Regions from separate parts of the Homo sapiens genome. Here all the other regions are linked to region 2. A link is a loop called in an ENCODE intact Hi-C map of the cell type or tissue named here. Cell type or tissue: B cell. All regions are shown on one strand.

Evidence for each region. Hi-C counts contacts between places; a loop is a spot of excess contacts. Peaks named below come from ENCODE experiments on the same cell type or tissue, not always from the same donor. Only the 100,000 strongest peaks of a DNase experiment are listed, where the experiment ranks them.
Region 1: it touches region 2 in a loop (10-fold over the local background); 5 of 110 quality-filtered maps call a loop at or near these places.
Region 3: it touches region 2 in a loop (32-fold over the local background); 93 of 110 quality-filtered maps call a loop at or near these places.

The regions. Positions count from the first base shown.
Region 1 is chr6:8,003,071-8,011,070 of GRCh38, reverse strand. All of the region lies in intron 4 of BLOC1S5-TXNDC5 (BLOC1S5-TXNDC5 readthrough (NMD candidate)), which reads left to right. Among named protein-coding and RNA genes, the nearest start is that of BLOC1S5, 57 kb to the left of the region's middle. In B cell, CTCF peaks have their summits at 4,445 and 4,645 (motif pointing right); a DNase peak (open chromatin) is centred at 4,660.
Region 2 is chr6:7,273,049-7,281,048 of GRCh38, reverse strand. No RefSeq gene overlaps it. Among named protein-coding and RNA genes, the nearest start is that of SSR1, 36 kb to the left of the region's middle. RefSeq lists enhancers at 4,703-4,872, 7,116-7,617. In B cell, CTCF peaks have their summits at 4,738 and 4,939 (motif pointing left); DNase peaks (open chromatin) are centred at 3,038, 3,766 and 4,938; H3K4me3 peaks cover 1,414 bases; H3K27ac peaks cover 2,301 bases.
Region 3 is chr6:7,611,576-7,619,575 of GRCh38, reverse strand. SNRNP48 (small nuclear ribonucleoprotein U11/U12 subunit 48) reads right to left here. Exons shown (of 9, transcript NM_152551.4): 9 at 7,609-8,000. Among named protein-coding and RNA genes, the nearest start is that of SNRNP48, 25 kb to the right of the region's middle. RefSeq lists a silencer at 3,286-3,580. In B cell, CTCF peaks have their summits at 3,704 and 3,910 (motif pointing right); a DNase peak (open chromatin) is centred at 3,915; H3K27me3 peaks cover 522 bases.

The DNA.
Region 1 (8,000 bases), 730 kb before region 2:
TTCCCAGCTACTGTCTCTTTGAATATTGTATCTCCCTCATTCTCTCTATTCTCTCCTTTAGGAAATAAAATTAAGACTTCTGTTTTATGATCTCACTGTCCTCTCCATATCTCTTAATCCCTGTTTTATATTTCCCATCTCTCTGTCTCTAGGTGTTGAATTCTGGATAATTTCTTTAAATCTATTTCATTAATACTGTCTTCACTCTATCTCTAACCTATTTTACCCATCTGTTGTTAATTATAGTTATTATTTTTTTTATTTTCAAAAGAGTTGTTTGGTTCTTTCTTAAACTTTCCTGGGTTGTCTGGGATGGTTCCATTATTCCTTCTTTTTCTTTTCTTTAAACATATTAAAAGTACTTATTTTACATTCTGTACGTGGTAATTTCAGTATTTTTTGTGGATCCAGATTTATAGTTTGTTGCTTGTTTTTGCTGAAACAAGTTTATGGTGACGAGTTTCCTAATGTGATCAGTCATTTTTTATTTTAAGTTTGCATTCCTCTGAACTTTCTTTTGGGAGATTTTTTTTTTTAATTTCAAATATAGTCCTACAGAGAAGATTTTTTTTCCCTGCAGCACCAATTTGTTTATTGTGACACTACAAACCACAGACCACTTCAAAATCAGTTTTCATCTTGGATTCCCTGTCTCTCCCTTTTCTACTCCTTAAGCTTTTGCACCCACACACACATGTGTGTATGTATACGCACTCACAAAATGTGGATTTCAGCCCTAAACACCTGTGACTGTTGGCTTCGTTGAGGCATTCCCAGAGGAGACGTTTTTCTTCCTTTATATCTCTTCTTGAATAATGAAGAAGGGTAAATTTAGGTGTTTTCCTAGTTCACTCCTGAGGACAGTGTCCTCTGAGGCTTTACAAGTCCTCCTGCTCATCCAGCTCAGTCCCTGTTATGGACTGAATTTTGTCTCCCCTGAATTCATCAAGTAAAGCTGTAACCACATTGTGACGGTATTTGGAGACAGGGCCTTTAAAGAGGTAATTAAGGTTAAATGAGGTCATAGGGCGGAGAAGAGAGACCCCAGAGCTCTTCCTGCACATAGAGGAAAAGTCCTGAGATCACAGCAGGAAGGCAGCCATCTGCAAGCCAGGAAGAGGCGCCTCATAGGAACCACATTTTTCAGGACCTTGGCCTTAGACTTCTTGCCAGCACATCTTTAAGAAAATTAATTTTTATTTAAGCCACCAAGCTTGTGGTATTTTGTTATGGCAGGTGGAGAAGACTGAGAAAGTCCCTCACTTTGATTCCTGTCCCTCACGCAGGTATGGCTCCTAACAACTGGGGCCTTCCTAGGCTGCAGGGATGGGGATGCCTTTAGGGCAGTTATCCAGAGCTGAATTACCCTATAGAATGTCCCAGTCTCCTGAGCTGCCTTCAGTTGTTTTCACTAATTTGCCATAAATTCAGTCAAGAATAATAAATAAAGTTTAAATTTTTTTCTAGCATTTCTGGTGTTCAGTGGCCAGACAGATTTCTCTGTACAGAAATGGCATGTTATACAAGTACATGGTGATTTTATCATATTCTCCAAAAAAGAACACGCCCATATTCTAGTGTAAACGATACCTTTTTACTTTTTCAATATTACACTAAATCTTTTATATTAGATTATTTCCTGTTATCCATGAACTAATATGATTGTCTCTATTGCTTCTATTGGATTGATCTTTTACTGTTTATGAGCTAATGAAGGCAAATAAGAGTTCAGTAGTGTTCTAAACCTGCGTAACTCTTACCTGAATACCTGATTTTGGAATTTTTAATCTTTAGGACATTATTGTGCTTTGTGAAAATGTCTCAGGCTACTATTATGGGCATGAAAATAGAGGGGGCTTGATCTGTGCTATTAAACCCAAAGTGCCATGAAAATCTGGAGGAGTCACAGATGCCTCCAAGATACATAGTGAATTCTCTTCTTTGCTTTTATAATACATAAACTTTGTATCTGAACATTTCCATGTACTGTTTGAACAGTTTCCTACTGTGCATGGGTTTTCTGGTTGCCATTGCAAATGAAAAGGTAGCGGGTTTTATTGCTTTGGAATTTAGCATAATGTCTGCCTTTCCTGAAATTGTACCCGGGAGGCTTTTTATTTTTATTTATTTATTTATTTATTTTTTGCCATTTGGGGCTGTAAGTCTCTCAGGATGAAAAATACCAGAAAAATATTTTAAACATTAATTCAGTCAAAATATTTGAAGCTCCCATTACAGACGATATATTTTCTAGTAGTTTGTTCTTAGACTTTCAGAAAGGTTTTGTAATTATTTCATAATTTTCAACCCCAATAAAATGTTAATATTTTATTGACTTGGTGCAAATCAAGGTCATAGAATGAATGGAGAATGGAAATCAGTCATAGCGTATCACCTACTGCCTGCTCTTCCTCATTCTGCTCTTTCTTTTTTCTTTTTTTTTTTTTGAGACGGAGTTTCGCTCTTGTTGCCCAGGCTGGAGTGCAATGGCGCAACCTTGGCTCACTGCAACCTGCGCCTCCTGGATTCAAGCGATTCTCCTGCCTCAGCCTCCCAGGTAGCTGGGATTACAAGTGCCTGCCTCCACACCCAGCTAATTTTTGTATTTTTAGGAGAGATGAGGTTTTACCATGTTAAAGTTATTATACATTTTTATTTTCAGAAGAGTCGTTTGGTTCTTTCTTAAACGCCAGGCTGGTCTCAAACACCTGACCTCAGGTGATCCACCCACCTCGGCCTCCCAAAGTGCTGGGATTATAGGCATAAACCACCGTGCCCAGCCCTCTGTTCATTTTTGAATCTTAACTGCTACAAATAATGCTTTCTTGTGACTGGTCTGGCAATGATAGCAAAACAGCATTTCCTCTGGTATTTTCCTATTTATGTTCCATAAGCAAGAGAAAACAAACTTGGATTTTCAGATGTGATACACTTCAAAGAGCAGTAAGTTAGTAAGTACGCTAACATTTGATCCTCACAAAAACTCAAGCTTCAAATTATCTCTGAAGAAATAGTCCAAATTAATTTAAGGTAAGTAAATACAGTACTCATATTTGTATAACATAACTTAGAGCCTACTTTTTAAGTGCCTTATATGTAGTTTAATCTTATTTCATCATTATAACCAAGAAATACCCATTATATTCTTTTAGAGGAAGAGCAAAACAGCACAGAAATACAAGGAATATAGTGTTTTGCCCACCCAATGTTGAGCTAGCAACAACACATCAGATAGACTAAATAATACTTTCATGGTTTTTAAAAAAATCCATAAGTGATACCATGAAAATCCATAGTACAGATGGATCCAAAAATTTTTCTTTATCATTACATCGCTTTCTAAAATGATAGTCTGATGTACTACAAACATTAATAAGTCAATATGTGAAATTCTGCTCTAAAATATTCTGAATCATTAAAGGTATTTACTATTATTTCATCATTCGCTGTGTGGTCAGGCTTTGCCATAGGTTAAAATATAACATGAGATGATAGATATGTTAATTAGCCTGATTGGATCATTCCACAATGTATGCATATATCAACCCATCACATTGTACCTAATAAATATATACAATTATTTATCAATTTAAAAAAGGAGCCAAGCACAGTGGCTCACACCTGTAATCCCAGCACTTTGGGAGGCTGGGGCAGGAGGATCACTTGAGGCCAGGAATTCAAGACCAGCCTGGGCAACATGGTGAGACTTTGTCTCTAAAAAAAAAATAGGAAAAAAGAAAAAGAATATAACATGAATGTAGGTAAGATTAAGATAGAAAGTGCCACCCTGGGAAGAGGCCAGTAAAGTGCCACCCTGGGAAGAGGCCAGTGCATGATTCAAGGACATTTAGAACAGACAACACCAAGCTCAAGTGGTGCAGCATTTACTGATAGCAAGAGAGGAGAGAGTGTGTACACAAGATCCAGCCGTTTGCGTCAGTGCCCTGTGGCCAGCAGGTCCACTCTGCAGACCATGTGGTCAGTACTGTATTTTTTTAAAACTTGAAATGAATGAGGATATGTGCATTCCATCATTCCTTGGAGCAATTGTTTTCCCCTTTTAACTTTAAAAAAGAAAAGTTTGGTTGAGACCTGGCAGGCATTGAAAGTTAGCCTCCATTGCAAGTATTATCACCATTTATGAGTGTGAGGTTTTACCATAATAGAAGTCAGTGTACGAGGTTATCTGTGTTGTGCTTAAAATTTTCTCTACATAGACCTGATTTTTGACTTTTGTGAAATTGTTTATATTGCTAACATTTATCATTCAGAGAAAATATTCTGTAAATGTTGATTTAATGTAATAGTTTCCCTTAAAATAGAATTTATAGAGAATTTGAAAAGAAAACCACAAGTTAATTCACTTTTTAAAAAACTTCATGTCATCTGAATACTTAAGCTGCTTTGTTTGGAAAGTGTCTTTTTAAAGAAAATAGTTAATAAAATTACAGTAAGATAATTGTCACAAAATAAAAATCTTAGGTGGCCAGTTGTGTATTACAGAGATTTGGTTTTAACAATTATACAAGTTATTTAAGTGGGAAACATTAATATTAAATTTTATTAAGAAAAATTTTGACACCAAAAAATCTGTCCTTCACTTAGAATATAAAATGTATAGCTGAACACCAGCAGGTGTCACTGTGATAACATGTTTTCCCCCCCTGAACAGTTTTATGTGGATGGGTGCATACCATCTATGGACAAAGATATTTAGGAGATAATAAATGTAAGTTATATAGCTGAATAAAAATACCAAAATGTAGGAAAAGCCTATGAGTTCCATGATGGTTAGGAATGCTGTATTTTTTTTTTTTTAGGATTGCTGTATTTTTAGGAGAATTGTATTTTTTTCTCGCTTTCTTCATGTCATAAACATACAGTCTTCCATTATGTAAGTGATGTGCTGTTTTATTAGCAATAAAAGTAGAGTAAAAATCCCTTTATATTTGGGCTATGTTGAAGTATAGAATGGTACAAAAATCATTAAGTTACACCTTGTATAACCAAAGCCAAATTAAGAAACAGAACATTCCTAATAATGTTTTTATATGGGTTTTGAAAAACTTGGCCAGGCGCTGTGGCTCACGCGTGTAGTCCCAGCGGTTTGGGAGGCCGAGGCAGGTGGATCACTTGAGGTCAGGAGTTCCAACCTGGCCAATGTGGCGAAACCCTGTCTCTACTAAAAATACCAAAAAAGAGTTAGTTGGGCATGGTGGCGCGCACCTGTAGTCCCAACTACTCAAGAGGCTGAGGCAGGAGAATCGCTTGAACCCAGGAGGTGGGAGGTTGCAGTGAACCGAGATCGTGCCATTACACTCCAGGCTGGGTGACAGAGCGAGACTCCACCTCCAAAAAAAAAAAAAAAAAAGGAAGAAAAGAAAAGAAAAAAACTCTTGGTTCATTCCTCCAAATTAAGGCAGTTATAATTTTTAAGTTAATGTTTAAAGGCACAAAAATATAGCAATTGGTCGAAAATAGAAATTTAAGAGCTAGTTGTCAGTATTTTTTTCCCCACCTAGCATGGAAGCCAGAGTAGGATTTAATAAACATATGAGCATTGTTCTGTGTCAGGATTATATTCCAAAAGGCAGATAGTCAGAAATAGCACTCTATCTTAAAGGAATTTATAATTGAGTTGTGCACATGTAACAATAAAGTAGAAAACCAAGACCGTAACGTTACATAATACCACATCAAAGACTATGATATGCTAAGCAGGCAGCGTATGACTAAAATAAGTGAGTCCCAAGTAGGAACTGTCTTTGTGAGTTGTGGTCAGGGAATCATTTGTAGTAAAGATAAAACTTGAATGCAATAGGATTTGCGTTATGAAAAGGATGGCAGAATCTTTCCAGCTCAGTCTAGTTCAGTAAGCACCTGTGTTCCAGGAACTAGGGCTAAGAAGCTGACTAAAGCTTGGTTTCTGCCCTTGTTTATCAAAAACACAGGTGGACATACTTTTGGGAAATTTAGACAATAATCCATAGACTTCTTTGATGTTGAAGCAGTAGTGGATCAGTCTGGAAATTGGAAAGTGCACTGGAAATTGGAAATGAGAGAAGACTTGCATTTTGGTCATGCTTCCATCACTAAATTTGTACAGAGACTTTAAACACATCACATAGATGGTTTTCACATCATTTCCAACTTTAATAATTTGTGCTTATCCTGTAGGTAATGGGACTCTTACTGTAAGTGGCACGATGAAAGTGTTACAGGAAGGTTACTCTGTGGACTCAGATGTATGACTGATAGGTTGAGGAAATTATTAGCCTGCATTAGGATTTTTTTTTTAGAAAGTAGCTGAAAATAGCAATTTCTAGTCTAGACAGGGCAGGGATAGAGATGAAGATCTTGGCTTGGAAGTTAAGATTATGGGAATTTTTAACATCCATATATAGATATGTCTATGGACTGTTTGTGTTACTTATGACAATTACTGGCATGGCTTCAGATTTAGATAATCTCTATTTCTCTTTTATGTAAAATTGTAATTCTTAGCCCAAAGTGACTGAATTTTTGCTTTTGAGAACACCATTACTATAAGTAGGAAATCAAGAAAGTTATTAAATGGCCTTTGTCTTTTAGGTAAGTATTTTGCTTTTTATAATCAGTGCGAAAATACATCAGGTTTTATTAAGCAGCTACCTCTATTTAAGGATTTCCCATTTCCTTTCCCAGAAGACTGAATTATTCAAGGAAAAGAATGTTTTATGCTGTTTTATATCCCATGCATAGGACATGTGCTGACCACATATTAAAAAGGGGAGTTCGTGGGGGCTATGAGGATGCAAAGGCATAAGAATGATATCATGGATTTTGGGGGCTCGGGAGGAAGGATGTAAAGGGGTGAGAGATAGAAGACTACACATTGGGTGCAGTGTACACTGCTCAGGTGATGGGTGCACCAAAATCTCAGAAACCACCACTAAAGAACTTCTCCAGTTCCCCAACAACTATTGAAATAAAGAGAAAAGAAAAGGGAAGTTCTTGCTGTATTACAAGGCTGACCATGAGTTAGTTTGGTTAAGGAAGATTTGAGTTATCCTTGCTATTTACATTGCATTTGTGTTTTACAATAATTGAATATGAAGAAATAAAGACTAGATGAATGTGTTTCATTGTTTTTAATCAAAACTGTCAGGCTTGTCAATAGTCTGTCATCACCTGGTTTATAATAATTGCTATTTCTCTCTGGAAAGGCTTAAGCTTTTAAAGTAAGCTATATACTGCAAAGTAGAAACTTGAAATTTTACCTTTTTGGAAAAAAGTTACCCCCGTTAACAGTATTTTCCCCCAAAACCTCATTTAGATCATTTGTTTGGGACTTGGAATGCATCTCCCAATAGAAACAATGATGTACATGGTGATTAGGCTTTTAGCTGGCCCACAAACACGGTATCATGCCTCAAAATACCATAGTACCAGTAGTGATACGTAATGCTCTAAGCTAATAATGAGCCACTATATTTGATGATTTTTTTTTTTAAAGAACGGTATTCAGAGCCTTGACTTGTGGGACCTGGGATGTACCCCATTTGGCTGCAGCTCTGAAAGTCATATTGCCAGGTGGGAAAGCAAAGCAGAATCTCTTAGCTCCCGGTCCCTGAAGGAGGTATCTGCTGTTTAGGACCATTCCCTCTGCGGCTGCAGCCCCAACCTCCCACTGGCCTGCTTCCCTTTCTGTTTACTTGCTGCCTTGCCTCAAAACAGTTTGTTCTTCAACTCACTTTCAGAAAAAGCCTCACAGTTTCCCTTTTATCTGGTGTTGAAGAGATTCTGAGGTTTTTACTAAGGTTTTTGACAATAAGGAGAAGCAGATGAGAAGCACCCCTTTCCATCACCACTAGACACACACACAGCTTTAAGAGTGCTTAGGTGACACTGATGGTTCCCTAAACGCATCACTGGATAAAAGCATCTCCTTGTGCAGATTAAACGAGCTCCTGTAACATTTTGTTCTTGGTTTCCTTAGCGCGGGACGTTCTGTGGGGTAA
Region 2 (8,000 bases):
AAAAGAAAAAAAATCACAATTTTGATCGGAATGTCCTCCTGGAAATTATTTAAAAGTTTGGCCGGGCACGGTGGCTCACGCCTGTAATCCCAGCACTTTGGGAGGCTGAGGTGGATGGATCACAAGGTCAGGAGTTCAAGACTACCTTGACCAATATGGTGAAACCTCGTCTCTACTAAAAATACAAAAATTAGCTGGGCGTGGTGGCACGCGCCTGTAATCCCAGCTACTCATGAGGCTGAGGCAGGAGAATCACTTGAACCCGGGAGGCAGAGGTTGCAGTAAGCTGAGATCACGCCACTGCACTTCAGCCTGGGTGCTTCCGTCTCAAAAAAAAAAAAGTTCACACATTTTTAGACATTTCAGTGATGTTTTAGAATAAAGGTGATTTAAGATTGGTTTTACAGGCACTCTTGGGCTGTCAGCTAGTTGGCTTTTCAGATGATGATCATAAAGACACTCCCCCTCACGCAGGTATATGAGTAAGTAAGGTCTACCCCATCCACACTCCCATACTGACTTTCCATTCCCAATAATTGCACAGACTGCATACTCTGATCGCTTATTAAACATTTCTAAGGAAGCCGAGATGGATCTTTGATGTAATTTTCTCATCTGTATACCCAGCCAGTAAGTCAGTAGCACCTAAGATTTCTTTCCCTTCAAGATTGTATTCTAAGCAGTAGAATTAAAGTGTTCTTCATAGAAAAAGTAACTTTTAATTAGAGGCTGTGCAAACTCTGGAGAATCAGTCTTTGTTACCAGATAATAATGTTTTTAGCTTTTTCTGCTGAGAGGAAAAAATGCTTTGAAGAATAAAAAATACTAGAGCATAACAAGCTTGGGGAGTTAGGAAAAAATATATTAGGGCAGTAAGAACCAGCATTACGTCTTCTCTGCAATGCTTGAAACATTCAGTATTAAACTTTGGATTAATCCAAAGTCTGAAGAGAAATACACCAAAATGCTAAAGCCGTTTTTGGTTAGGATAGTGGACTTTTTTTTTCTTCTTCAGAATGTTTGTAATGAGCCTATATTTTATAATGGAAGCAATAAATGCAAATGTGAAATTTATCTGAGCCTCCTACAATGAGTATAATAAATCCAGTGGTTGTGGATAGCTTATTTGTGGCCCCAAAAGAAACGGAGCCACTTTTTAAAACTTGGATGCATTGTCACTACATAGTGAAAGAAAATCAAGATATTCTTTTTTTTTTTTTTTTAAACGGTGTCTCACTCTGTTGCGCAGCTGGAGTGCAATGGCGCAATCTTGGCTCACTGCAACCTCCGCCTCCCGGGTTCAAGCGATTATTCTGCCTCAGCTTCCTTAGTAGCTGGTATTACAGGAATGTGCCACCACGCCCAGCTAATTTTTGTATTTTTAATAGAGACGGGGTTTCACCATGTTGGTCAGGCTGGTTTTGAACTCCCAACCTCAGATGATCCACCTGCCTAGGCCTCCCAAAGTGCTGGGATTACAGGTGTGAGCCACCGCGCCCAGCCCAAGATAAGAGTCTTTTTTTGTTTTTGTTTTTTTGACACAGAGTCTTGCTCTGTCATCCAGGCTGGAGTGCAGTGGCGTGATCTCGGTTCACTGCAAGCTCCGCCTCCCGGGTTCACCCCATTCTCCTGTCTCAGCCTCCCGAGTAGCTGGGACTACAGGTGCCCGCCACCACACCCGCCTAATTTTTTGTATTTTTAGTAGAGACGGGGTTTCACCGTGTTAGCCAGGATGGTCTCGATCTCCTGACCTCGTGATCCACCCACCTTGGCCCCCCAAAGTGCTGGGATTACAGGCGTGAGCCACCGCACCCGGCCCCAAGATAGATTCTTAATAGAAAACCCTTGAAAGTATTTCTCCTTTTCAGGGACTCAGCCTTTCTCTTTGCTGTTTGTAAAAACATGAGCTCCTCTCTGCTGCCGAGTTGGTGCCAGGCCAGTGCTCAGTGCAGCCACTCCTGCCCCACCCCCTTGCCTCTCGGGCTTTATGCCCACAAGAGTCCAAGCCACTCTATCAGATCCTGACTCTTCTCTTCTGGAAACTCTCCTCTGGCTTCCACTGGCATCTAGGTGAGCACAAGTGCTCCACCACTGCCTGCAGGGCTCTCCAGTATCTCGCCCTCCCTGCCTTGCCCCTTCCTGTGCTGCCCTCCAGGCTTCCTGGCCAGCCACCTCCTCATCTTCTACCCTGCCAGGCTTGTCCAGGATCAGGGCCTTGGCAGTAATCCCCTCTGCCCAGGTCTCAGCCCCCATCTTCCCTGCTCTTAGTCTTCCTGAAAACTCCCCTCATGGAAGGCCCCACACACCCTGCTCTGTTCTCATTATCTTCACCACTATCAGAAGTTACCTTGGGCTGGCCGCAGTGGCTCACACCTGTAATCCCAGCACTTTGGGAGGCTGAGGTGGGCAGATCACTTGAGGTCAGGAGTTCGAGACCAACCTGGCCAACATGGTGAAACCCTGTGTCTACTAAAAATACAAAAATTAGCCAGGTGTGGCGCGCACCTGTAATCCCAGCTACTTGGAAAGCTGAGGCAGGAGAATCACTTGAACCCGGGAGGCAGAGGTTGCAGTGAGCCGAGATCATGCCACTGCACTGCAGCCTGGGCGACAGAGCAAGTCTCTCTGTCTCTCAGCCTGGGCGACAGAGCGAGACAGACTCTCTCTCTCTCTCTCTCTCTCTCTCTCACACACACACACACACACACACACACACACAGAAGTTACCTTGTCCTTCCATTGCCCATCACCCCTTGTGAATGTAAGCTTATGACAGCAAGAATTTTGTCACCAGCTCACCAAGTCTTAAAACAGGACCTGACACACGTGGTAGGTGTTTCATGTGAATTATTTATCACACTGTGAAGTAGGTGTATCTCCATTTTGCAAATAAGGAAATTGAACACAGGTTAAATTAACTTGCCAGAAATTCCACAACCGTTAAGTGGCAGAGCTGGACACAGGTTTGTGTGTCCTGTTCACAAATGCGTGCATCTCTGGCTGGGAACTTGCAGGGTTATGGATCAGACTGCTCCACCTTGAGAAGTGGAAATGGCATCTTGGTTGTACATTGCAGCTCAAACCAGGAAGCATTTACTAAAACAAAAACTTAACAGAAACTGGCAAGCAAGTGCATAGGCGTTGCTATAGATGGTTTCTGTGAAATTCCATTAGGTGAGTTCCATAAAGGGAAGTGAAACAATAGATCACAGCTGTAGCTTCAAAATAAAAAGTTGGTTCCTAAATTGAGTGAATTGTAATCTTAACTATTTTCTCCTTAAACGCATAATGACAAAGTTACCAAATTCCCAGTGGAAACAACTCCGTAACATATCACAGGCACACAAAGCTGCCACACGAACCCCGTGAGGAAAGAGACCAAAGGAAAACTATTTGTTCAAGCTCCCTTTGAGTAGTGCCTCACGTCAGGAGACTAGCTGTGTCTTTAAGAATTTGTAAAAGGAGGCTGGGCACAGTTGCTCATACTTGTAATCCCAGCACTTTGGGAGGCCAAGGCAGGTGGATCACCTGAGGTTAGGAGTTTGAGACCAGCCTGGCCAACATGGTGAAACCCCGTCTCTACTAAATATGCAAAAATTAGCCAGGCATGGTGGTGGGCGCCTATAGTCCCAGCTGCTTGGGAGGCTGAGGCAGGAAAATTGTTTGAACTCAGGAGGTGGAGGTTGTAGTGAGCCGAGAGTGTGCCACTTCACTTCACCCTGGGTGACAGAGTGAGACTCCGTCTCCAAAAAAAAAAAAAACAGAAGAGAATTTGTAAAAGTTGGCTGGGCACAGTGGCTCACGCCTGTAATCCCAGCACTTTGGAGGCCAAGGCGGGAGGATGACTTGAGCCCAAGATTTTGAGACCAGCCTGGTTGACAGAGTGAGACCCCCATCTGTGTTTTAAATTATATGTATGTGTTTTTAAAAAAGAATTTGTAAAAGTATACTTCTATGGTTTTTTTTGTTTGTTTGTATGTTTGTTTCTTTTTTGAGATGGAGTCTTGCTCTGTCACCCAGGCTGGAGTGCAGTGGCACAGTCTTGGCTCACTGCAACCTCCGCCTCCCAGGTTCAAGCAATTCTTCTGCCTCAGCCTCCCGAGTAGCTGGGACTGCAGGCAGGTGCCACTACCCCTGGCTAATTTTTGTGGCTTTTTTTTTTTGAGACGGAGTCTCGCTCTGTCACCCAGGCTGGAGTGCAGTGGCACGATCTCGGCTCACTGCAAGCTCTGCCTCCAGGGTTCCGGCCATTCTCCTGCCTCAGCCTCCTGAGTAGCTGGGACTACAGGCGCCAGCCACCACGCCCAGCTAATTTTTTATATTTTTAGTAGAGACGGGGTTTCACCGTGTTAGGCAGGCTGGTCTCGATCTCCTGACCTCGTGATCCACCCGCCTCACCCTCCCAAAGTGCTGGGATTACAGGCGTGAGCCACCGCGCCCGGCCCACTTCTATGTTTTTTGAGTCAGAGCCTCGCCCTGTTGCCGAGGCTGGAGTGGAGTGCTGTGGCGCCATCTCAGCTCACTGCAACCCCCGCTTCCCAGGTTCAAGGGATTCTTGTTCCTCAGCCACCCAAGTAGCTGTGATTACAGTCACATGCCCCCATGCCCAGCTAATTTTTTTTTGAATTTTTAGTAGAGACAGGGTCTCGCCGAGCTGCCCAGGCTGGTCTCGAACTCATGGCCTCAGGTGATTCTCCCAACTCGGCCTCCCAAAGTGCTGGGATTACAGGTGTGAACCACCACGCCCAGTTCTAAGTTTCTCATAAGGAGAATAAATAGTTACTCGTGTCTGTGGTTTTTTTGGTTTCATAATTTTAAATCTGTAGTATTTCTCCTCTGCAAGAGTTCCCTAAATGATGCGAAAACATTTTAAAGCATACCTGGTTATCCTCAGGCTCCCTTGATGCCCGTCCGATGAGTGTGTTTTGCTGCCCTCTGCCGCTCATGGGCGGTACAGCAGTGACTGAACAACCCATTCCCGGGTCTGCCCCTTGGTATTGCCAGAAAGCTGGAGAAGCCTGGGAAGAAGACAAGACTGTTAGGAATCATTCTCTCCTAAAGCAAACCCCCTACTCCAACCAGCCTAACAGCCTGTGCTCCACCCCTACCCCAGAATTAAAATGAAAATGAAAAATGCTGCTTTTGCTAAGACATCAGTGAAATAATCTCGGATTTTTTAAGTAATTTGAATGGTTTGTGTTGGTAGAAAGATGAATGCTGTGAGACAAGCCCGTGGGTCATCTGTAGAGCTGCCTGACCACGCCCAACATGTGCTGCAGCTTGCCTCCCAAAGGAGCAGTCTTTGAGGACAGACAAAGCTGGCCACCTGTCGACTTTGCCACTGTCATGTCCATATACGTATACACACAGGATGACTTCAGATGAACAAATCAAATATTTTCAGTTGCTGGACAGTCAGTAGTATAGTATGATGGTTAATAGCTGTTGGAGGCCAGGCACGGTAGCTCCAACAGTAATCCTAGCCTGTAATCCCAGCACTTTGGGAGGCCGAGGCAGGAGGATCACTTGAGGCGAGGAGTTCGAGACCAGCCTGGGCAATATAGTAAGACCCCATCTCTACAAAAAAATTTAAAATTAGTTTTTTATGTATTAAAAAAATAGCTGTTGGAATTAGCCCTTGTTTGAATCAAAACTTACCCACTCAGTGGCTAGATTACCTTGGGCAAGTCACTTGTCTCAGCCTGTCTCTTCATATACAAAATGGGGATAATAGTAACTACAGTTATTAGTTACCCTAGGAATATTAATAAAGTCCTTGCTGTATGTCAAGGGTTTTACTTTTTAAAGGTTCTGCATGTTAAGAAAAAGCTGATCCCAATGCCTGGCACAGAGTAGCCTTCAAATTTTCACCACTAAGAATATTTATTTCTTCATTACATAAGCCATGTTTATTTGTCAGCCAACTGAAAACCACTATCAGCAACTTATTCCTCCCTGTGAACTTCTGGTAGCGGCCTCTCATCTACTTAATGTTCGAGTTGGAAAGAATCTTAAGAGTCATCTAGTCCAGCTCTTTACCCAATGCAGGACCCTCTTCTCTAACCACCTGTATGAACACCTCTACCTGGCCAGGTGGCCTGTCTTTGGACAGCTCAAATACTAGTTCCTCCTTGAACCCAAATCAACTTCCCTGTTGATGTCCTAGTTCTGCTCTGCAGATCTTCTTAGAAAAAAAAAATCTGCCTTCTGTCCCTTACAACAGCCCTTGATGTGTTTGAAGAGAGCTATCACTTCTTTCTTTGTGAACAATCATGTTATCCAGGCCAAGGTCAAATGTCCTGCAGCCTACATGGGTGTTTTAAAGACTATATTCCGGGCCGGGCGCAGTGGCTCTTAATCCCAGCACTTCGGGAGGCCGAGGCGGGCAGATCATGAGGTCAGGAGTTTGAGACCAGCCTGGCCAACATGGTGAAACCCCGTCTGTACTAAAAATACAAAAATTAGCTGGGCATGGTGGCACGTGCCTGTAATCTCAGCTACTCAGGAGCCTGAAGAAGGAGAATTGCTTGAACCTGGGAGGCGGAGGTTGCAGTGAGCCAAGATTGAGCCACTGCACTCCAGCCTGGGCGACAGAGCGAGACTCTGTCTTAAAAAAAAATATATATATATATTATATATATATAATATATATTATATATATATTATATATATATATATAATATATATTATATATATATATATTATATATAATATATATATAATATATATATTTCCATAGAGCAATTTTGTTTTCAAGGAAACACTGCCTTTATTAAGATAATTGTCTGGCTCCTTGAAACCTTACAGATTCTATTGAATTATGTAAATTAAAGGGTCCAAGTGATGACCTGAGATAAAAGATGGAAATGATGGCCATTAGCTCTCTCCCTCCAAAACACGTTACTTCAGCAATTCCTTCCTGCTCTGTGGCACTTGCAAAGTGCCCCGAGACTGGGGGTAAAGGGTGGGGCTTCCTTGAAGTGCAAGGTTCAGGATGCCATCCCCAGGGAGGCTCTGACACTGGGCTGGGGCCCAGGAGTCTGTATTTTAACAAGTGCTGCTGGTTTTCCCACAAGCGTGCTGCACACCGTTACCCAGGGCAAGCTGTGGCTGACAGCCACGACGTCCCTAAGCAGCCATGTGGCAGGCTGGCACCAGCACGCCGAGGGCGGGGGGAGCCTGTGTCTGATGAGGCTCCTGCTGCCCAGCCGTGTTCCGTGACCCCTTCCTGATACTTCTCACCCTTTGTTTCATAGCTGCAAGGTCACCTGAAATGGGTGGGGGCTGCTGCCCCTTACTGAGCACTTAGCTCTGACCTGGGACCCTCAAAGCATTTGACTTGTGTTCACTCATCCCGTTCTCTATCTGAGAGCATTTGACTTGTGTTCACTCATCCCGTTCTCTGAGAGCATTTGACTTGTGTTCACTCATACCGTTCTCTATCTGAGAGCATCTGACTTGTGTTCACTCATACCGTTCTCTATCTGAGAGCATCTGACTTGTGTTCACTCATCCCGTTCTCTATCTGAGAGCATCTGACTTGTGTTCACTCATACCATTCTCTACCTGAGAGCATCTGACTTGTGTTCACTCATACCGTTCTCTGAGAGCATCTGACTTGTGTTCACTCATACCGTTCTCTGAGAGCATCTGACTTGTGTTCACTCATACCGTTCTCTATCTGAGAGCATCTGACTTGTGTTCACTCATACCGTTCTCTATCTGAGAGCATCTGACTTGTGTTCACTCATACCGTTCTCTATCTGAGAGCATCTGACTTGTGTTCACTCATACCGTTCTCTATCTGAGAGCATCTGACTTGTGTTCACTCATACCATTCTCTACCTGAGAGCATCTGACTTGTGTTCACTCATACCGTTCTCTGAGAGCATCTGACTTGTGTTCACTCATACCGTTCTCTACCTGAGAGCATCTGACTTGTGTTCACTCATACCGTTCTCTACCTGAGAGCATCTGACTTGTGTTCACTCATACCGTTC
Region 3 (8,000 bases), 340 kb before region 2:
AAGTGTACTGTGTTTCCTAGTGGCTTTATTTTCCTTCTTTATAGTTGTGCAAATTTGTCACATGTTCTTCACTTAGAAGATATTTTTTGCATTGGAAAATAAAATTTAAGTATAAATTTACTGTGTCTCACCACTTCTTCCTCCCCAAAATCATCATTATTTTCCCTTTGTGTTTGATATTGAGCTGACGGGCATTCTACTCTAAAGCTGAAGTTCAGCCTCCTAGATTCCTGCATGGAATCATTCAACCCGTTTTTCCTGGGTGCCTTCTGTGTTCTAGGCTCCGTAGCAGGTGCTGGGTGCTCTGGAGTCAGGCTGCCTGAGGTCTCATCCCAGTGCTGTGTGAGCTCAGTCAAGTTGCTTAATCTCTCTGTGCGTTGGGTTTTGTTGGTTGGTTTGGGGTTGGGGGTTTTTATGTAGGAGAGAACAAACAATTAAATGAGTTAGCGTGTGAGGCCTGTAGGGCAGCCCTAGCTCCTTGGAGGCACTCAGTACCCATCAGCTCTCATCATCCCAGATGCCCAGAAAGGAACAGCCTTTGTGGCAGGGTGGGAAAGAAGTTTGTGTCTGCCAGTTTCTATTTTCTAAGTGAAGTGGGAAGTGGCCAGGCTGTCAGTTTGAGGAAAGCAAAGAAGACAGGAAGAGGGGAGTTAAAGGTGTGGAGGGGAGTGACTGGGGTCCTTACCCCTTCGTGGCACCAGGTTGGGGTCTTGTGATGCTCTCTAGCCGCACACGGCTAGGAACAGAGAGAAAGGCTTGGAAGAGTCCAGGCTGAGTTGCCCCCGGCTGCTGTGATGGAAGCCATCAGGACAAGGGATATGGCCACAGAGTGGGCGAGGTGACAAACAGAAGATGCAGACAGCAGGAATGCCACACCCCACTTGCTTCTGTAGGAGGCTGCCAGGTTGTTACATGGCCAGCATGAGCCACTTCGCCAGATTAGCATACAAGGAAGGCACTGTCACTCTTATTTTTCATATTGAAACCGACTCAGGCTACAACACACCAGATTCGCAGGAAGTTCAACATCTCCCACTTGTGGCTTGGCACCAACTCTTCGCATTGTCCAAAAACCCTCACGTGCTTATTAGTGTCTCCAAGGCCAGTCCCATCCAGTCACATAAAGCAAAACTCAGCAAATGCCCTCGGGGCTGAAGAAAACCACAGCTACCCCAGAACGAGGCTGCTCCGGAATGAGCTGCCCTGCCAGGCAGTGAGGATTGCAAGAGCTACAATCAAGCACTCTTCTTGTCTAATTCAAAGAGATCATGGGCACTACTGCGGGTTCCAAGACTTAGTGATTCTTTAAGGCAGCAAAATTCCACTTTTTCCAGAATATTTCCACCCAGGAAGTCCCACACTCAGAATAAGCCTGGATCCCCAGGATCCTACTCACAAGCAAGTACCCCAGGCAGAGAGGTGCTCCACCCAGCACTGCCCACAGCCTTTTTCATGTCCATGACAATCTGGGCATCCCATGGAACCCAGGTCACCAGGTTAGCTGTCTGAGGGAGGCCTTGGAGCTTACTTCTGTCAGTAGACCCGCCTCAGCAGGCACTATCTCCAAATGTAGAAGTCTGGATAATGCTCAGCCTCAAAAAGGAGAAGATTGGGGTTTTCATTTCTTTCCTCAAAGGAAGTTCATTATCTCCCTACACTTGAAGGAGGGACCAAAGAAAGGGACAGCCTCCTGAAGTCTCCAAAGAGGCCCTGGCCCACCCCTCTAGGACAAAGCTTGCTGCACGTCCACAGAAACAAATGTATTCACCTGATTCTTCCCAGGACAGAGAAAATCTGCCTTGCTGTCTCCGTCCCGACAGAGAAACAATGAGCAATGGCAGCTCCTCTCCATATAAATAAGTCATCAATTAGTTAAAAATTGATTTAAAATACTGTTGCTTTAGTCAACCAGACGTATACAGGTTAGAGAGAATATGTTCCTTTTTTTTCGAAATTGGATCGCCTTGGACACTGGTCCTCATTCATTCATCTGACAAATAGCTGTGGCGCGTCCACCATCTGCCAGGCACTGGGCATCCAGCAGGGAGCAGAGAAACCAAGTCCCTGCGCTTGTGAAACTTACAATCTCATAAGCTATGTTAGGCTACAAAGTGCTACAGGGGAAAACAATGGAAGGGGAAAGGGTGGAGAAAGTACAATTTTAAATAGGAGGGTCTGGAAAGGCGGCTCTGAAAAGATGACTCTGGAATAGAGAACCAGAGGACGTGAAGAACAAGATTTTCAACAGGAGGAAGAGCGAGAACATGAGATGGGACCAAACCTCATGCACCTGGGGAGCAAGGAGTGGATGCAGGATGGGTGAGGGAGGCCACGGTGGGAGGTGAGGTTAGAGCGAGGGGTGGGCACAGGCCATGCGGGCCTTTAGGTCTTGGTGAGAAATCTGGACTTTCCTCTGTGTGAGATGGGGACCCGCTGGAGGGTTCTGAGCAGAGAAGTGACATGGTCTTACCTTCATTATTATAGGACCGTGCAGGCTCCTGGCTCCTACACAGAGAAATAGACAAGATGGGAGACAAGCTGGAAGCATACAGACCCAGAAGAAAGTTTTCTGATTGTCTGGGATGATACTGGCTTTGATTAGGCTGATGGCAAGCGTGGTAGTAAGAAATGGGAAAACACTGAAATCAGTAGAATTTGCCAACGGATTAGAGGCGGATATGAGAAAAAGAGTGAAAGATGAGCCACTGGAAGAATAAAATTGCAATTTACTGAGATGAGAAAAACCAGAGAAAGGCTGTTTAGGATGGGAAGTGGAGAAGAAATAAAAAAATTGCTGTTAAGTGTATTTGCTTTCAGATGCCAATCAGATTGGGTATCCAAGTGGTGGTGTCCAGTCTGGAATTCAGGGGGAAAAGCTGGTGGTGTTTGGATTAGTCAGTACAAAAACGGCTTAGGCGGGGCATGGTGGCTCACGCCTGTAATCCCAGCATTTTGGGAAGCCAAGGCGGGAGGATCACCTGAGGTCGGGAGTTTGAGACCAGCCTGGCCAACGTGGTGAAACCCCATCTCTACTAAAATTACAAAAATTAGCTGGGTGTGGCGGCGGGCGCCTGTAGTCCCAGCTACTTGGGAGGCTGAGGCAGGAGAATCGCTTGAACCTGGGAGGCAGAGGATGCAGTGAGCTGAGATCGGCCACTGCACTCCAGCCTGGGCAACAGAGTGACTCTGTCTCAAAAAAAAAAAAAAAAAGTGGAGGTGGGGGACTTAGGGAGAGAATGCAGACAGAGAAGAGGTGGAAAGAGTGAACTGTGGGCATTACCATGCTTAAAGCTCAGAGGTAAGAGGAGGAATGAGCCACAGATAGTGAGAAGGAACAGCCTGTGAAGTGGAGGGAGAACCGGGAGATAGCAACGCCACCTATGGTTGGGTCAAGGCGAAGACTGAGACTCCCCCATTGGATTTGGCAGTGTGGAAACCATTTCTGGCCTTAGCTGAGAGTTTGAGTGGAGTGCTGGGGCAAATCTGATTGAGAATAGACTCAAGAGATAAGAAAACAGAAAGTGAGGATGACAAGTATAGAAAACTCTTTTGAAGAGGCTTGCCATCAAGGAGAGCAGAAAAGTGGGGTGGTAACTAGAGAAAGGTAGGGCTAAGGGAAGGTCTTTGTTGTTTCTTTGTTTTCAGATATTCTATCAGCAGGTTTGAGTGCTGGTGAGAATGAGTCAATAGAGAGATGACGGTCGGTGATGCAAGATAAAGGGAAATATTATGAACAACATCTTTGAGCAGGTGAGAGGGGAGGGTCTCCAGCACATAAGAAGAGGTGATAATCTTAGATCAAATGCAGAATAATTCATCCATTGTACCAGGTGAGATGAACTGGAAAATTGTCAGGCTTTTGTAAGTTCGCAGAATTTTATGCATGGAAGTTTCTGTTCAACTTTTTGCCATAAGGTGGCAGTAGCCAGCTGTGTATGAACCAAACAACCCTTAGCGAGCACCTTTGGGAAAATGGCAAAGGCTAAAGTCAATTTTGAGTATATGTTTTTAAAGGCATGGCAGGTATTCTGAAGAATGTGCTCCTCATCCTTCCGGCCTCATATTTTTTTTTTTTCTTTTGAGATGGAGTCTCGCTCTGTTCCCCAGGCTGGAGTGCAGTGGTGCAATCTCGGCTCACTGCAACCTCCGCCTCCTTAGTTCAAGTGATTCTCCTGCCTCAGCCTCCCAAGTAGCTGTGATTACAGGCCCGGCCTGGTCTTAAATAGCATCTTCTCAGTCAGTCCTTCCCTGTCTAGCCTCTCCAAGTAGGTCCATAAGGCTTTCTGGAGGAGGTGATAACTGTTCAGACTCCGAAAGCATATGTGGCCATAATGGAGACAGAGGGAAGAGCTCGGGGGAGGAATTCAGACAATTACTTAGGCAACTGTAAGTGGGGCTGGCCTGAGGGCAAAAAGAGGCAGGAAAAGCAATGAGGAGATGGTTGTAGTAGTGTAGGCAAGAGATGTTTGCCACTGGAACTAGGCAGGGTAGTAAGACACTGTGATTTATAATAAACATATATTTGGCCTTTGTCCCATTTTCTGAGCCATAGCTCCCAAACTCCTTGCAATCTCCAGTGATAGGTGTCTTTTTGTATCTAATGAACTGACGGGTGGCTGGGGGCTCCTGGATGGCCTCAGCATGAGGGCTAGTTACCAGGGGAACTGGCAGCATGATGACAGGGTTAGGACCTTCAGCCCTCCCTGTGCCCCATCTCTGAGGAGGGGAGGGGGGCTGAAGGTTGAGTTGATCACCAATGGCCAATGATATCATCGATCATGCTTACTTTTTTTTTTTTTTGAGACAGAGTCTCTCTCTGTTGCCAAGCCTGGAGGGCAGCAGCAATCTTGGTTCACTGAAACCTCCGCCTCCCGGATTCAAGCAATTCTCGTGCTTCAGCCTCCCGAGGAGCTGGGACTACCGGCGCCCACCACCACACCTGACTAATTTTTGTATTTTTAGTAGAGACGGGATTTCACCATGTTGGCCAGGCTGGTCTCGAACTCCTGACCTCAGATGATCCACTCGCCTCAGCCTCCCAAAATGCTGGGATTACAGGCGTGAGCCACCACACCTGGCCCATGCTCACTTATTGAAGCTTCCATAAAAACTTAAAAAGACTGGGTTCAGAGTTTCCTTTTGGGTTGCTGAACACATCTACATTCAGAAGGGGTGGTGCACTCCAACTCCATGGGGACGCAGGGTCCTGTGAGCGGGACCCTTCTCAACCTTGCCTTGTGTATTTCTTCATCTGGCTGTTCATTTGTAGCCTTTAAAATATTCTTTGTAATAAATCGGCAATAGCAAGTAAAGTGTTTGTTCTCCCAAGTTCTATGAGCTGAGCTAGCAAATGATCAAACTGCAAAGGGGATTGTGGGAACCCCCAATTTATAGCCAGTTCATCAGAAGTACCAGGGGCCCAGACTTGCATCTGACTGTATCTGAAGTGGGGATTAGTCTTGTGGGACTGAGCCCTTAACTTGTGGGATCTGATGATAACTCCAGGTAGACAATGTCAGAAATGAGTTAAATTGTAGGATGCCCAGCTGGCGTCCCCCAGAGAAGTGACGAGTGGGGAAAATCCACGCACATCTGGTCACGAAAGTGTTATGTGGTGAGAGTATAGTAAGAGAGAACAGTCCGCTGGCTTTTTCTTACTAAAATAGTAGTATGGAAAGACGGGGTGGGCTCAGTACAGGTTGAGTTTCCCGTATCCGAAATGCTTGAGACCAATTCAGATTTTGGATATTTTTCAAATTAGGGGATATCTGCATATGCAGATTGAGATATCTTGGGAATGAGACCCAAATCTAACATGAAATTCACTTATGTTTCATACATACCGTATATGCATAGCCTGAAGGCAATTTCATATAATATTTCAAATAATATTGTGCATGAAACAAAGTTTTGACTGAGACCTATCACATGAGGTCAGGTGTGGAATTTTCCTCTTAGGCTCAAGAGCATGTCAGCACTCAAAAAGTTTTGGATTTTGGAGTATTTCAGATTTCAGATTTTCAAATTAAGGATACTCAACCTGTACAAGATACTTAGGAGGTAATCTACAGTGGTAATGGAAATGGGGAAATCGAGAATGACTCTCAGGTCCTTTTTGTTTTTGTTTTTGTTTTTTTGTTTTTTTGAGACAGGGTCTCACTCTGTCACCCAGGCTGGAGTGCAGTGGTGCAATCTCAGCTCACTGCAGCCTCAACCTTCTGGGCTCAAGTGATCCTCCTGCCTCAGCCTCCCCAGCTGCTGGGACTACAGGCATGTACCACCATACCTGGCTAATTTTTCATAGAGATGGTGTCTTGCTATGTTGCCCAAGTTGGTCTTGAACTCCTGGGCTCAAGTGATCCTCCAGCCTTGGCCTCTGAAAGTGCTGGGATTACAGCCATGAGCCACTGCACCTCGCCAGCTCTCTGGTCTTTAGCATGATCGAAAAGGAAGATGGTGACGTGAACCAAATGCAGAAAGACAGAGTGAGGAGGCAGAGGTTTGACGGAAGGGTGGTAACTGTAGTTTTGCAGTGTGGAGTCAGAAGTATGTGGACAGCACTAGGAGAAGCTGTGCTATTTTACGCATAGACACGGCGCTTGGAGGAGAGGTCTGGGCTGAAGTCATGGAATTGGTTGTCGGCATAGTTAAAACTAAGAGTGGGTCACAGCTGCTGGGCAGAGCATGCAGAATGAGAGAGAACACCGATCTGAGAATCCAAACCAGTCACAGGAGCCAGAGTAGAAAGGATGAGCTCACATCTGTAATGAATCACAGTAACAGTGGGCATTCAGTACCTGCGACATGTCAGACACTGCATGGGCCAAATCACATTATGCTTGACAATCTTCTGAGGGCATACAGTATGGAGAAGGTATGGAGGGACTAAGAGTCTGCCCAGGGTTACACAGCCTGTATTGTACCTGACTCATCTTACTGCCCTCTTTGATCAGTTATTCTGTCAGTATGTGAAGAATTTATTACGTTAAAGTATTGGTTTTTTAATTGTGTCGGCATTACCAAATAAAGCCCAGGCTCCTGCTTCATCTCTGTATTCCTGACGCTCCCTTTAATTACCTTTCTCATTCTAGACTAGGAGTCATGGCTTGCAGCTGGAGGAACATGGGTTACTAAAGCTCCACAATTACGGGAAATTATCCTCATAAAGAGTACTCAAGTAACTCAAACCCAGATCCCTTAATTGGTGACACAAGATGTGAAACTCCTAAGGAAGGACTCCCCGGAGCCTGCAGCCTTTCTTCATTCACCATTCTCCCCATGGCTGTATGTAGCAAGTACCCCTGCTTTATAATACTAAAATAAAGGACTAAAAGCTAGGTTAGGAATTTATATTCTATTTTAAGGCAGCCTCTTTTTTCTTAGGTGGACTTGTTTTTAAAATGGGAAAGTGACTTGACTTATTCAATAAAGATGAATCTAGCTCAGAGCCCCTTACATCTGGCAAATCTTATTTTTTCTTTCCTGAAAGGGAGCTCTAGAAATTACTGGTCCCAGTCCAAATATCCAAAAGCTATGAGCATTTTCTGTAACACCAAAAACTCCTAAATCTGTGACCACAGCAGGAAGTACAATCACTAATAAAACAAGTGTGGTTTAAAAGAGCGTTAGTTTAATAATTCACACACCTGCAGGATCAATTATAGCAAATGAAAAAGCAAGCTACATAAAAGGAAATTGACTTGTAAACACACTCAAGCAAATATAAGTGGGTTTTATTATTTTTATGCTCAGAATGCAAGAAAGCTTTGCGCCAGAACCGTTAAACATTCATGAACTCACTAAAAAGAAACAGAAAATGCCCTTAGAAGACGGGCGGGGCGAGGGGGAAGACCTATGAACATGTTTATAGAATTAATGTCTGTACTGTAGCATACACAGGTAATTAGAAAATATTCTCAATGCATTTAAGATATTTTCACTAAAGGGTTTGAGATTATCCAATTAGCTGTACTCGAAAGTGGCAAATACTTGAAGATCAT